Regions from separate parts of the Homo sapiens genome. Here region 2 is linked to region 1. A link is a loop called in an ENCODE intact Hi-C map of the cell type or tissue named here. Cell type or tissue: transverse colon. All regions are shown on one strand. Links, peaks and the distances in the headings refer to the core of each region. The heading gives the core; the rest is flanking DNA.

Evidence for each region. Hi-C counts contacts between places; a loop is a spot of excess contacts. Peaks named below come from ENCODE experiments on the same cell type or tissue, not always from the same donor. Only the 100,000 strongest peaks of a DNase experiment are listed, where the experiment ranks them.
Region 2: it touches region 1 in a loop (2.0-fold over the local background); 4 of 110 quality-filtered maps call a loop at or near these places.

The regions. Positions count from the first base shown.
Region 1 is chr16:2,000,474-2,007,763 of GRCh38, reverse strand. It overlaps ZNF598 (zinc finger protein 598, E3 ubiquitin ligase), which reads left to right. Exons shown (of 14, transcript NM_178167.5): 4 at 4,036-4,148; 5 at 4,644-4,773; 6 at 5,032-5,243; 7 at 5,341-5,558; 8 at 6,064-6,181; 9 at 6,573-6,760; 10 at 7,283-7,290. Among named protein-coding and RNA genes, the nearest start is that of ZNF598, 5.7 kb to the left of the region's middle. RefSeq lists an enhancer at 117-1,064 and silencers at 1,862-2,156, 3,654-3,723. In transverse colon, for the core only: a CTCF peak has its summit at 3,786 (motif pointing left); a DNase peak (open chromatin) is centred at 3,733; H3K4me3 peaks cover 274 bases; H3K27ac peaks cover 591 bases.
Region 2 is chr16:2,231,561-2,238,850 of GRCh38, reverse strand. E4F1 (E4F transcription factor 1) reads right to left here. Exons shown (of 14, transcript NM_004424.5): 4 at 6,487-6,680; 5 at 6,275-6,395; 6 at 5,943-6,095; 7 at 5,668-5,840; 8 at 5,204-5,413; 9 at 4,861-4,969; 10 at 4,463-4,680; 11 at 4,070-4,268; 12 at 3,850-3,992; 13 at 3,708-3,770; 14 at 3,109-3,635. The coding sequence ends at 3,279. DNASE1L2 (deoxyribonuclease 1 like 2) reads right to left here and starts at 2,407. Exons shown (of 7, transcript NM_001374.3): 1 at 2,291-2,407; 2 at 1,891-2,073; 3 at 1,725-1,813; 4 at 1,550-1,633; 5 at 1,202-1,475; 6 at 833-1,084; 7 at 140-489. The coding sequence starts at 2,034. The coding sequence ends at 433. In transverse colon, for the core only: no CTCF peak of the experiment used is centred there; DNase peaks (open chromatin) are centred at 2,411 and 2,962; H3K4me3 peaks cover 730 bases; H3K27me3 peaks cover 2,430 bases.

The sequences.
Region 1 (7,290 bases), core at 1,644-5,643:
AGGATGCCGTGTGGAATCGGCTGGCTCCATGTGCTTGTTAGTTCCACACACCTGGACCCAGGCCTTCCCTGTGGAGGCTGCAGCTGCTGCTCAGGCCAGGAGCCAGATGGGCCTGACCCCTGGCAGGTGCTCAGGGTGGAAGCCGAGGCAGGCTCCCCTCCGTGGGAGGTGGGGGCGCTGGTCTTGGCCATGGCTGACAGAGGTCCTGGGGTGGTGGAGCCCCACGTTCTGGGCCTCTTTCCTGGCTGCGTCTTTCTCAAGGGCCGGTTCCTGCTGTTTGCATCTTGCTCTCCAGCTTGCTCTGGTCCCTGGTGTTACTGCAGGAGTCCTGATGAGGCTGCAAGCCCCCCAGGGCAGCCCACCTGCACCTTACAGGCAGGCAGTGGGAGGGGGCGCAGAGGGCCAGCCCACAGTTACCCAAGGTCCCAGGTCAGGAGGGTGACATGCTGGCTTGGGTCATGCTTTCCTACTCCTACTGCTCCCCCTCCGCCCTGCTCCCGTCCCCCGTGGCCCTGGCCCTATCTGTAAAATGCTCCCTGCTTCTGCTGTCCCCCCACCCCGCTCCCGTCCCCCATGGCCCTGGCCCTCTGTAAGATGCTCCCTGCTGCTGCTGTCCCCATCTGGGCTCCTTGGAGGTCTAGACTCTCTAGATGGCCCTGGGAGCCAACCCCAGGGTCCCCCTCCCCACGTGTGGGCAGGCCCTCACCGCTGTCCTTTTGTGTGCCCATGACATGCTGGGGAGTGTAGAGCAGCAAGGCCCCAGGCAGACACCACACCTGTCCCTGTGGGGGGTCTTGGGGGCCTCCTGTTCCTAAGCAGGCCTCACCCCATTTGCCTCTTGCTCTCCTTGGGGCCTAGCTTGGCCGTCTCCAGGGCTCACGTAGAGTGCCCTTCCCCTCATCATTTGCTGCATAGCCCATCCCCAAGCCTCTCCCCATGGGTTCTGTACTTCTGTCCTCAGACACGTGACCCTCTCCTGCTGGGGCGACCTAGACCTGTTGTCTCCCTCTGTAGCCCCAGCCATCTCCCCCCTGCCCCCACGTCCCAACCCAGCCATTTCCCTCCAGCCACCAAGTCCCACCCCAGGCATCTCCCCCAGGCCCCCAAGTCCCCTACCCATAGCCATCTTCCCCTGGCCTCCATGTCCCCTACGTCCCCTACTCCCAGCCTGGCTGTGCTGGAACCATCAGGCGGGGGAGGGTCTTGCTGTTTGGCTCCTTAGTGGACCGTGCCTGACTCCACCCTGGCCACTGTGCTGCGGGGCGCAGCCTTGTCCAGCCCCCTCCTCACCCTCAGGGAGGGCGATGCTGGCCATGCCAGGCTGCACTGCTGTCCCACTGCCCGCTCCTGAGGTCTGGGCAGCCAGTCCTGGTCTCCCTGCCTGTCTGAGGATGGGCAGCCTCAGGCCCCCACTATCAGGTGGTATTTCTCACTCCGGCCCCAAACCTGCACGCCCTCCTGCTCCAGTGATTGTGGCCTTGGGCCCACCTTGCTCACAGCCATTGTTCTTTCACAAGCCTCTTCCTGTTCCTGAGCCCACCCAGTGTCTCCTTTCCCCTGTCTCGTTGCTCCGCTTAGGTGCCCTGCCTAGGTGACCCCTCCCAGCTGTTCAGGAGGGACGAATACTCTGGGTCTTGCTACCCCTGGTGCTCGGAGTACCTGCCTTAGCTGCTGTGCAGATGGATGCCCATCTAGACTCCATATGGGGCATGTAGCCCTCCCGTGCTGGCCCACCCTGGGTCCTTCATCTGGGTGCTGTCAGTGCACCTGGGATCCGCCCGGCCTGGCCCTGCCTCTGCCCAGCTCCCCGCAGCTCCTCCACCCCCAGCTGCTCCCTGGCCTCAGAGAGGCTGCCTTGACCGAGTCCGCCAGCCCCACCAGTGCCGTCCCACATAGGTTTCTTGGGACTTGCGATGTGCTAGCATCGCATGGAGCATGGGTGCCCCCAGGCGGCAAGGACAGAGGAGTGTATGTGCTCCTCAGCGGGGCCTGGCCCTGTGCCCGCACACGGGTGGCACTCGGGGGACGCACCAGTGGAGGTTGGCTGCGTGTTAGGGGTGCCTGGGATGCCCCTGTGCCCGCAGTCTGAGTCGCCGCCACCCACGGTGGATGAGGGCGTGCGGCTGAAAGGAGGGGTGCCAAAGTGGGGAGGTGGGGCTGGGGACGCCCCTGGCACGGGTTTCCTCTGGGGAAGGAAGTCGTTTCTCCTCGGAGTCTGATGGGCTTGGATGCTTTTTGGCAGCCTTGGGGCCTCCCTCACAGGCTGCTCGCCTGGCCACCTCACAGGCAGACACTGGCTTCCTCGCCCGCCTGCCTGCTGCTTCGGGAGCTGTGGTGGGGAAGTGGCCCTGTCTGGTTCCCGGGAGTCCAGGTACTCAGCTCCCCGAGGAGGCTCGCGCTCTGCGTCCCAGCAGCACCCTGAGTGGCTCCGCTCAGCTCCCCGAGGAGGCTCGTGCTCTGGGTCCCAGCAGCACCCTGAGTGGCTGCACAGATTGCGCCTGTGAGGGTCGGGCTGGAGAGGCGCCCTTGGGAGTGAGTGGAAGGTAGGGCTGGGTGCCAGCTGCCGCGAGGGCAGCTGCTGTGAAAAGAGGCCGCACAAGGCCCAGGGCCTTTCCCTGTGTTTGGGGTGTGCAGAGAGGCTGCTCCAGGGGAGGGGAGCCAGGGGACAGGTCAGGGTGGTGTGGCCCGCAGTGACTGGCAGCCTTTGTAATGGGGCTCTGGGTGGGGCTGCGACTCCCATCTGAAGACGTCGCGCGTGGGAGGCAGCTGTGATGAAGTGCCCATCTGAGCCCAGCATGTGACGGGGACGCAGAGGCGGCCGAGTTCATCCTGCCCAGCCTTGCCTGATGTGACCAGGGGAGGAAAGGCCTGGGCTGCTGCTCCTGCAGCCCGTACCGCCCACCCCGCCCCTGGTGGAAGCGGCTCCTGTCGGTGGGGTGGGGGCTGAGCTCTCCTGGCGCTCCTGACCCTCCTGGGGAGTCAGATTTAACCACCTGCTCTGGGGGACAGAGACACCCCAGGACCCCCTGAGCACGTGTGGGACTGGCTCTTCCTGCCAAGCCTCAGGTTTCCCAGCTTCACGGCCGTTCCAGCCCGACATTCTCTTTGGCTAAGGGGCTAAGGTAAACTTAACATGACCTTGGCATGACCCTTGCCCGGGTGAGGACGTCCCCCTGCCCTGGATGTGCGCTTGAGGCCTTGAGCTGCTCTAAGGGCCCAGAGCCGAGGCGAGTGACCAGTGCCAGGCTTGGGACAGTGATGGAGCCAGAAGGGGGCTTGACCAACCCAAGGGGTGGGTGGCACCAATCTCTGCTGGCATGGGGGCAGCGAGGGTCCTCCCCAGCAGAGCTTCGTGGAGAGCAGGGGTGCTGAGCTGAGCAGGGATGCCGGGGCCGTCTGTGGAGGGCACAGGGCAGACGGGCAAGTCCTCTGGCAGCCAGCTTTGCAGGTGCCAGAGACCCCTGGGAAGGGGCCCACGCAGAGGCTCTGCAGCGCCTGCTGAGGATGCACGGAGCTGAGGTGGTCGGCTTGAGCCTCGTGCCGTGAAGGCGCCATGGAAACGTGGGGGCGGGGGCGCCGGACAGGGTAGCCGGGCCTTGTCACCTGATGCATCCCCGGCTGGCGGCCATTGGTATTCCCTTAGCAGCTGCTTGGAACACGTTTCTTCTCTGTCCTGGAAAGCTCCGCAGAGCGACAGCTGCTCTGTTCCCCGCAGGGTGGAGCCACCGGGTGAGGGCCCCGGCCGGTGGGGCGTGGCTGCTTAGGGACTGGCCTTGCCGCCCCCTGGTGGAGAGGCCTGGCGTTGTGTCTCTGTCCTCTGCCCCTGACCCTAGGCAAGCGGGTTGGGGTGAGGAGGGGAGGCCTAGGCCAGGGTGCCAGGGGCCGCTGCCTGCTGGGGCCTCCTAGGAGGACCCTTTATGCCTCACTCCTTCTTAGAGGGTCTGTGAGGGCTCCCTTGCCTCTGAGCCTCCGTTGCATCCCAGGTGGGGGTCCCATCCCAGTCCTGCTCACCACCCCTCTGGTTTTTGGCTCTAGGTGGTCTTTGGGAAGAAGCTTCCTGCCTTTGCCACCATCCCCATCCACCAGCTGCAGCATGAGAAGAAATATGATATCTACTTTGCAGATGGAAAGGTGTACGCATTGTACAGGTGAGCAGGGCCTCTCCCTGGGTCCTGGCCTCCCTGTGGTTGTGGCCCTTCACGTCCCACTCTCCTCACAACCGGAGGCACTTCGGGGGCCACCTGGTGCACCAATGCTGGGGCCAGGCACCTGGGTTTCCATCCTGTGACTGGGGAGGCTTACCAGGCCCTCCTGGGGGTAGAGCTGGTGGTTGTGCTGGGGAAAGGCATGCCCAGGTGGTGCAGCACCTGCCTCGGGGGCACCTTGAGGGGCACACGAGGTGTGTGAGCCAGGCCCGTGGCCTGAAAATCCTATAAAGGGTACAGCTGTCCCAGGGCTGGTCTCTCAGAGGAGGGGCAGCTCATGGGCTCAGGGCTAGAGCCAGGCTTCTGACCCAGGCCATGTGCACAGCCATGGCCTTGCATCTGTCCTGGGTCACGGGCCTGGGGCCTGGTGAGTGGCCCTGCTCCCGGCGGTGACACTGAATGTCCTGGGGCCGTGGGCGGCTCTCGGTGTCTTCCTAGGCAGCTGCTGCAGCACGAGTGCCCGCGGTGCCCCGAGCTGCCACCTTTCAGCCTCTTCGGGGACCTGGAGCAGCACATGCGGAGGCAGCATGAGCTCTTCTGCTGCCGTCTGTGCCTCCAGCACCTCCAGGTGTGCCCCCCCAGCGACCCCGGAGAGAGCCTAGGCGGTGGGTGGTGCAAGGGATGTGGCCACACGGCTGGGAGGGGCTTGTCCACCTGCTGCTTCTGGCCCCGGATGGCCCCCTGAGGGTCAGGCTGCACGTGGCAGGGAGGCCTCTGGCTGCTGGCGGGGCCCTCTCCCGCCCCTTGCTGCTCCGCCACTGGCCTGTGGGAAGAGGCAGGAGGCTTGGGGTCCCCCAGCCTGTGCCCAGCCTCCTGTGCCTTGTAGATCTTCACATATGAGCGCAAGTGGTACTCGCGCAAGGACCTGGCCCGGCATCGCATGCAGGGTGACCCCGATGACACGTCGCACCGTGGGCACCCGCTCTGCAAGTTCTGTGACGAGCGCTACCTGGACAATGATGAGCTGCTTAAGCACCTGCGCCGCGACCACTACTTCTGCCACTTCTGCGACTCGGACGGGGCCCAGGACTACTACAGGTGGGCCGGGCAGCAGACAGACAGATGACCCTCCCTCCCCGAGGGCGTGGGGCTAACCGGGCTGCAGCCCTCCTACCGACACCCCATCTCCTGCCAGCGACTATGCCTACCTGCGTGAGCACTTCCGGGAGAAGCACTTTCTGTGTGAGGAAGGCCGCTGCAGCACGGAGCAGTTCACCCACGCCTTCCGCACCGAGATCGACCTCAAGGCCCACAGGACGGCCTGCCACAGTCGCAGCCGCGCCGAGGCACGCCAGAACCGCCACATCGACCTGCAGTTCAGCTACGCGCCACGGCACTCGCGCCGGAACGAGGGTGAGCAGGCACCTGGCCTGGATGCCCCCAGGTGGGGCCGCATGACCATGCCCTGCTCTGGAGCCTGAGATGAGACCGAGCTGTGGGTGCAGGAGCTGACCTCCCACCCTCCGGCCAGGCTGGAGCGCCCGAGCACCCCTTGTGTGCCAGGAGCTCTTGCTCCCTCAGGGTCTCGGGTCTGCTGCCCTGGGTGCCCGGGGCCCTTCCCTGGACCAGGAGGCTTTTACTGAGCATCTGCTGTATGCAGATCCCACCTGGGGCTCGGGGACCCTCCTCCTCTCCCTTCCCACTGCTCCTGTGGCTTGGCACCCAGGTCGTAGAGGCCCGTGGCTGGCGTGGACCCTGCGAGGCTCCTGTGCCACTCCCGGGCTCATGTGCACTGTGGGTAGGAAAGCCTCTGCCATCCAGGCCTGAGCATTGGCCGGGTGTGGCCTTGACGGCAGGCCTGTTCCTCCTATTGTCGTCCCGGGGTCCCGGGAAGTGACGGGCTGTCTGCTGGCCGCAGGGGTCGTTGGTGGCGAAGACTACGAGGAGGTGGACAGGTACAGCCGCCAGGGCCGAGTGGCCCGGGCTGGCACTCGCGGAGCCCAGCAGAGCCGCCGAGGAAGCTGGAGGTACAAAAGGTGGGGGACCTTGCGTGCCGCTGACATTCTCCTGTGGTGACCGTGGCCAGTGGCCAAGCTGGGAGTGGGGATGGGGTCAGGGATTGTGGCCAGAGTTCCTGGGGTCCTGAGTGGCAGTAGGGTCTGTTGAGGGTCCTTGGTGGGCACAAGTTTCTCTCTCTTTTCTCCAGTTCTAGCCACAGCCACAGATCCCAGGGTTGGGGTGGGTGAAAGGGGCCTGTGTCAATTGGGCGGTCACCGCAGCTGTACGAGGAAGCACCGCCCCGGCAGCCCTGCAGGGCAGAGGCATCAGACCCCAGATGATCGCCCCACACACTGGGCCCAGGCACTGCCCGCCTGAGGCATTGGTCTCGGGCCATGCTCAGCCTGAAGGCTGGCCTCCTTGTCCCAGGGAAGAAGAGGACCGAGAAGTAGCAGCTGCTGTCCGGGCCTCCGTGGCCGCACAGCAGCAGGAGGAGGCTCGCAGGAGTGAGGATCAGGAGGAAGGCGGTAGGCCCAAGAAGGAGGAGGCAGCGGCGCGGGGACCTGAGGATCCCCGTGGCCCCCGGCGCTCACCCCGGACTCAGGGCGAAGGCCCAGGTGAGTAAGCCCTACCTGGTGGCAGCTCTGCCCGGGCTAGGAGGTCAGTGGCTAGCTCTTTTTTTTTGTTTGTTTGTTTGTTTGTTTGTTTTTTGTGAGACAGACAGAGTCTCACTCTGTTGCCCAGGCTGGTGCAGTGGCGGAATCTTGGCTCAGTGCAACTTCTGCCTCCCGGGTTCAAGTGATTCTCCTGCCTCAGCCTCCCGAGTAGCTGGGATGACAGGTGCCTGCCCCCACGCCTGGCTTGTTTTTCTATTTTTAGTAGAGATGGGGTTTCACCATGTTGGCCAGGCTGGTCTCAAACTCCTGACCTCAGGTGATCCGCCCACCTCAGCCTCCCAGAGTGCTGGGATTATAGGTGTAAGCCACGATGTCCAGCTTAGTGGCCAGCTCTTGATGGGCACGGTGCCTGGGACGCTCCAGGCCTTCACCTGGGAGGTTGAAGAGCACCCTGCACTGCCAGTCCCCAGAGGGCCTGTCCCCACACCCTGACCTGACCTGGGGGCCTTGTGTTCTTCATAGGCCCCAAG
Region 2 (7,290 bases), core at 1,176-5,175, 230 kb before region 1:
CCTGAGCTGCCTTCTGGGGCCAGCAGGCTCCGGGGGCAGCCACGTCCCACCAGGACATGGGGTGGGCAGCCCAGGCCATGGCTGCCCCTAAGGAGCTGAGGCTGGGTCCTAAGGAAGGACAGAGGCCTGGGAGCCAAGCTGTGGGGCCCGACCGGGAGCAGCTCATTTATTGAGCAGACATCTGCCGGGCAGTGCCCCCTGCACCCCTCATGGGGCTCACAACACCCCATGAGGTCGCTGGATGCAGCCCGTCCCACAGATGGGGAACGGAGGTACAGAGCAGCACATCACGTGTCCATGGCCCCTGGTCCACGCCCAGCCGACTCTGCCTTGGGGCCTCACTGAAGGGTGGCTGCCACCCTGAAGGGGCCACTGTTGGGCCATTCCTCAGAGCCAGGGTCTGCAGGTGGCATGCCCCAGCCAGGCCTCGAGTCATCGGTGGAACTTGAGGGTCACCTCCACTGGAAAGTGGTCGCTGATGGCAAGAGCCTGTGGGGACAGAGTGAGCCTCAGGGGAAAAGTGCACCCCACCCACAGGGATGGGAGGGGCCGGTGAGGCCTGGGTGCCCACCCCTGCTGCTGCCTGCGGTGGGGCAGGGGCAGGGGCCGGGGCAGAGGGTGTCACCACTGGCCCTTTGAGGGAAAGGCAAGGTACCCTGCCTGCCCAGAGCTCCACATGGGGTGGGCCGGGCTCTCCAGGGTCCTTGGAAACGAGCCCTGGTGCAGGGAGGAAGCTGAGGTGGCCCTGCCTTGGGCGCTGGACCCTCCCTGCTGCCTGCGTGCGCCCGGGCGGTGGGGACCCAAGACCAGCACCGCCCCACGGCCCACTCGCCTGAGTCTGGTCCAGGCCGAATTCCTCCTGGAAGTCGTGCACGGTGGCCGACTGGGGCTTCAGGCTCCGGCGCAGGCGGGCGCCACAGGCCACAATGCGGTCGTAGGCGCAGTCTGAGTTGCCCACCGTGGTGTCGGCGCTGTCAGGGATGAGCCACTTGAAGACCTCACTGCTCCTCAGACGGATGGCGGCCCAGTCCTGCGCCCGCACATAGCTGCAGTCGGCGTTGAAGTCGCCCAGGAACAGCATGTCCTGCGGGCGCCGCGGAGCCGTGTCTGAGCCGCCGCAGGAGCCGTCGAGGTCCCGCCCTCATGAACCAGACCCCCGGGGCGCGCCTGCAGGGACCCCGGGACCGAGGGGTGGGCTTACGTCGGTGCCCCACTTGTCGATCACGTCCAGGTACACGTCGTAGAGCGCGTCGATCTCCGCCACGGCTTGATGCGGCGCCGCGTGCAGCGGGATCAGCACCAGGTTCTGTGCTGCTGCGGGAAGGGGTGGGGGCGTCAGAGCTCGGCGGGAGGGGAGGGGCGGGGCCCGCTCACCGGTGCCGGGGGCCGAGAACTTGACCACGAAGGGCTCGCGGCTGAAGACGTCCTCGGGGTCTGGGTACAGGTAGGTGTCCACGACCGACACCGCGTCTTTCCTAGGAGATGGGGAGGACCCGCTGAGCCCCCGACCTGCGGCCCCGCGCGCCCCTCCCTGCGGCCCGCCCCTCACCTGTACACGAACAGGTACATCTCCTTGTACTGGTCCCGGCCCAGGGGCTGGCTGCTCACAAAGCTGTACTCGTGCTCGGACACGCTGCGGAGACAGGGGCCCGCTCAGGGTCGGGGCGCCGCGCCGGGGCGAGATCCCGGCGGGGGGTCGCGACGAGGGGCCCTGCCCACCACACCTGTTGATCTGCTCCATGAGCGCGGACACGGCGCTGAGGTCTGGGTCTCGCACCTCCTGCACCAGCGCGAGGTCATAGCCAGCCAGGATCTGGGGAGGAGCGGCGGGTGCGGGGGTCAGCGCGGTCAGCACCCCTAAACGCCGCCCCGCCCCGGCCCGGGCCCCACCTTCGCGATGATGCTGCCGCAAGCGGGGTCCGACACTTTGCTGTCACCGAAGCTCTGAATGTTGAAGGCTCCGATGCGAAGCGCGGCGGTCCCGGCGGCTTCCAGCGCCCAGAGTGCGGCCAGCAGAGCCCGGGGCCCGCCCATGGCGCGGAGCGAGAGGCTGGGAGGGACAGACGCTGCCGCCTACGCAGACCCGCTGTCAGACCCACCGACCCACCCCTTCCCTCCGCGGCCGCCCCTTGACGGCCAGTGCGACGCGGAATCCGCCCCTGCGTTCTGCAGGCTCCCAGGGCACTGCTGGGCTCTCAGGGACCGCTGCCTTCTCACTGCGCGGGAAGCTGCAGCCGGAATGGAGGGTCCGGCCCATCCAGCCCCAGCTCAGGGCAGCCGAGAGACTCACCTTGGATGTGGGTGCAGAGGCCCGAGGCTCAGAGATCCTAGGGGGATGGGGATCCCGGGTCCAGGCTGCGGGCGTGTCCGACACAGGACTGCACTGACTCCCTCTGGCAGTAGCTCTGGCACCAAGGCAGGGGCCGGTATTTGAGGTCCTGGGCCAGGGAGGGGCCGGGCTGCACTGGGTCCCGCCCCCTCGACTCAGCTGGGTGCCTGATGAACTCCTGGCTTTCATTCCCATGGAGACCCCCAGGGTAAGGGGTGGGAGACCTGCCTGAGCCGGTTCTGGTGCCCCAGACCTGTCCCAAAACCGTCCCAGAAGCCCCTGCCAGCCCCCTAGGAGGGAGGTAGACGGTCAGCCACATCCCGGTGCGGCTGTGTTCTTGTCCTCGCCCCTAGAAATTAGGTCGCCTAGACTCTGCCTCCCTGAGCAGAATCCCTTCAGGGAAAGCAAGGCAGCGCAGGTAGGACCAGCCACACTCCCTACCCAGCATCTCCTGCTGCTGCTCCACCTGCTCACCCTGCGGTGGAGGCCGAGGCTCCCAGATCTCCCTGTCCCCGTCCCTGGTCCTCCCACCCACCCACAGGCCTCAGGCAGCGCAGCTGGGGGCACAGCTCCAGCTGGGCAGGGCAGGAGGCTGTTGGTCAACATGCCAATGACACCCACACAGCACCAAGGCGCCGCCAGGGCTGGCAGAAGCCCCTGGGTGGGGCGGCCAGGCACGTGAGTCTAGGAGTGGCCTGGGAGGCAGGTGCTGCTGCGGGGGCCTGGGCAAAGGTGGTGGCACCAGCCGCGGAGGCTGCCACTGCCACAACATCACAAGCTGCAGGTTCTCATGTTTTATTGTAAAGCAACAAGAAACTCTTATGTACACTGTCCGTCTTGGGGCGCCTCCATCCTGTGCCATCTTCTCTACCAGGCCAGGCAGGCATGGGTGGGGCGCTCAGAGTCCTCTGCCCTGTCCCTGCCCGGCCAGGACCCCGCAGACCTCATGCTAGACGATGACCGTCTGCACCTCCAGCTGGCCCTCCGGCGAGGCGATGACCAGCTCGCCTGCATGCTCCAGGATCTCGATGTCCTCTGATGACACCATGGTCACAGTGGCCTGTTCAGTGCCACTTGTCCCTGCCCGGGCGGCAAGCACAGTGCCCTCGCTGATGGCCGAGGCCAGCGTCATGGCCACCTGCTCTGTCAGGCTCTCGGGGGTGGCGATGGTGATGGTGTCGGCGGCAGCCGCCTCTGGGCCCAGCGCCGTCTCCTCGTCCATGGTGACGTTCTGCACGATGATCTGGTGGCCGGCGCTAGCCTGGTGCACGATCTGCTGCACCACCTTCATGATGTGGCTGTCCACCTGCAGGGCCACGGCTCAGCAAGAGCGGCTGTGCCAGGGAGCCTCCCCGCCCCCGCCTGCCCTACCCCTCACCTCTGTCTGGGTGCCCTCGATGATCTCCGTGGCCTCACTGGTCTCCGCATCGTCCGCAGTGGCCTGGGCAGATGGGCAGAAGGACAGAGGTCAGCCTTGGCTGCCCCTGGGTCCCAGCACGGCCCCAGGGCCCCACACCCACCTCGATGATATACTCCTGGGTGTCAGCTACCACGGACGAGAACTCCACCAACACTGTGTGCGGGTCTTCCGTGAGGACGGTGGTGGCTGCCGCGGGGCTGTCCTCAGACACCAGCAACTCCTCCACCTCCAGCAGGCAGCCCCCTGTGGGTGGGGACTCGGTCAGGGCTAGGCAAGCCCCGGCCCCCTCCCCTCCCCCTCCCACCTCCACCGGCCCAGACCTTTGGTGCGCAGGTGCCGGTTCAGCGTGCCGTGCTCGGCGAAGCCACGGCCGCACTTGTAGCACTTGAACGGCTTCTCGCCTGTGTGGTGTCGCACGTGCCGCACCAGTGAGCCCTTCTCTCGGAAGCCACGGCTGCAGAACTGGCACACGTGCGGCTTCTCCTCCAGGTGTGTCCTGAAGTGCACCTGCTGTGCGTTCTGTGGAGACACCTGTCAGTGCCAGCCTGGCCTTGGCCACAACAGACTACAGCTCTCCCCTCCCGCCTGTGGCCCAAGGGAGGGGCTGGGTCAAGACTGAGCATGGTGGAGGCAGGGAAGGGGGTGCACCTGGGCCACGGCCAGGGAGCAGGATGGGGGGATCAGGCGCCAGGGTCCTGCGGCCAGAGACCCACCTTAGTCTTGTAGCGCTTGCCACACTTGGGACAAGGGTAGGGCCGCTCGTCTGAGTGGACGCGCCGGTGGCCACGCACATGGGCAATGGTCTTGTAGAGCTTCCCGCAGTCGCCACAGCGGAAGCGGCGCTCACGCACGTGCACCTCCTGGTGCTTCTTGAGCAGGTAGGCCTTGGGGAAGGCCTTGCCACACTGCGCGCAGGCGAACGGCCTCGGCCCTGCAGCCACACACAGCATCAGGCCAAGCCCATCACCCGCGGGCCCGCCAGGCCGCCTGCCACCTGCCCACAGATCCCCTGGCTCCCTGCTGTCTATGGACCCACCCTGGACACCCAGAAGCACCCCGGCCACCTATAGCCCATCCACTGCCATGGGCCACACACCCACCCATCACCTACCGGTGTGGCCCCTCTTGTGGGCCTCCAGGGTGGCTGCTGTCGGGAAGGTCTCACTGCACTGAGGACATGGGTGGGTCCTGGGCACCGCTGAGGCCTCGCTGGCCACCTGCTGGGGAACCACAGGAAGGTCTCCAGCACCCGGGGCAGGCTGTGCCCTGGCAGTACCAAGAACACAACCATGGGCCCCACCCTGGCAGGCTCCCTTGTGGCCCCAGGGAAGGCAGTAAACAGATCAATGGACAAAGTCACTGCAGAAAGCCACTTCAGGGAGGCGAAGGCCAGCGTGGGGACAGCCCCTGGGATCCAGCCCTGGGAGGAGCCCGCAGGTGGTGCTGGCACCTACTGTCTCCAGCGGCTGCACTTCCAGTACCGGCAGCTGCGGGGCTGCCACTGCCAGGGGCTGGGGACTGGACCCGGCAGCAGGAGCTGGCTCCAGGGCACCCTCCTCCCCAGCAGCGCGCTCAAGGACGATGCCGGAGTTCTGCATGGCCTGGTGCAGCAGGTTCTCACGGCTGCCCTCGCTGGAGCAGGGGAGCTCCTGGGAGACGGGGGGCTGCAGGGGAGGCAGAGAGAGGAGGCTGGCCAGGCAGCCTGGCATCCAGCACCCACCCCATGGGGCAGACGCACGCCAGGAGCCTTGTGCAAACCCTCAGACCCCCATGGCGCTCCCACTGGCCCTGCTCTCCCTGTGGGAAGCCCAGCCCTCGCCTGCCTGGCTCAGACCCCTGGAGCCAGTGCCCAGAACAAAGACTGGCACCGAGCAGGCAGAAGACAGAGCAGCCCTCCGGGGCCCCCCGTCGCCCCCACCTCTGGGGCCAGGGCTTTCATGCCCAGGGACAGCTCCTGCATCTGGACGTGGACTTCGTGGATGACGGTGCCCTTGGCATCTGTCACCAGGTGAATCACGGGTGAAGTCTCTATAGGCTCGCCTGTCACCGATGATGTGGCTGTCCCCAAGCCGGCAGCTCCAGCTCCAGAACCTTCAAGGTGGAGTGAGGGAGTGAAGATCCCTCACACACCCCAGTGGCGGCTGCGTCCACAGCCAGCCCCCAGGACCAGGCAGCTGCCCGCACCATGCTGACCTGCACGTGCGTCCTCTTTGCTGACAACCACGTCCTTGCTCACACTGAAGCGGATTTTCTCTGTGCAGGGGGTGAGAGACTTGAGGTGCCGGGTCAGTGCACCCGACTCCCGGAAGCTCTTTCCACACTTGGAGCACTTGTAGGGGCGCTCATCTGCAGAGAGAACCTAGTCAGCCCCGGGCAGCCCCAGCAGGCTGGCGACAAGGTGACAAGGCGAAGGCAGGCAGGGGCCCCCGCCTCATCCCCCAAAGCTGGGGAATGCGAGGCTGGGGCACCCCAGGGCCAACCATCGGGGTGCTACCGGGCTCCAGCCCGAGGTGCGGCCAGCTCACCCGTGTGCCGCCGGTGGTGCCGGATGAGTGAGCCCTTGGTGCGGAAGGAGGCCCCACAGAGCTTGCACTCGTGGTCCTTGCGGCTGCTGTGAGTGACCATGTGGGCCTTGAGGATGCTGCCCTGTGGGGGAGGGCGTGGCAGCTCAGGGCCCTCCTGGGGGAACAGGAGGGGGCCTGCCACCCACACACTGGCTCCCCGCACGCCGGCTCACCGTCTTGAAGGTCTTGTGGCACAGCGCACACACATAGCGGCCATCCTTGTTCACCAGTAGCTTCACCTGGGCCTGCTCACCCTCCCCTGCGAGCCCCAGCCCCTGCTGGCGGGGGCTGCCCGGGGCCTCGGCCATCTCACCGTCTCCCAGCTCCGCCTCAGCAGCCACGATGACCTCTTTGATGTGCCCACCACCTAGGAGAAGCATCTGGGCCTAAGCCCCAGGACCTGCCCCTGTCCAGAGACCCCAGAGACTGCTGGCTCCAGGGGAGGGGACCTGCTGCTCTGAGCCACACCCTGGACCCAACCTGCACTGAGCCCTCAACACACAGGTCCGAGCAACAGCCAAGGTCCCATTCACCTCTCCAGGTCAGAGTGAGAGGTGGAGAGACACCTCCCGACTCTGTCAGGCTGCCCAGAGATGCTCCAGGGCCCCTAAATGTGTCCACAGGGAGACCCACCATGGAGCACAGATGCCCCATCCCCAAAGCCAGGAGGACGTGCGAATCCTGGTGACAAGGTCCTTGGGTGAAGAGACAGCCGCCTGTCCTGCTCGCTGCCACTGCTCCTGCCACTGCTCCCACCAACATAGGGAGGATGTGCGTCCGGGGCCACTCTTCCATCGGAGGAGATGGGCTGGGCCACTGCAGCAGGGCAGGCAGGCCTGGCCAGAGCCCCGTCCCAAGGCAGGCTTGGCCTGGGAGAGTGAACGCTCTCCAGACACCCGGGACAGCCTGAGGCGAGGAAGCTGGGCTTTTGCACTTCTGGAGGATGCTGGGAAAAATCTGACAATGTGCAAAGCTAG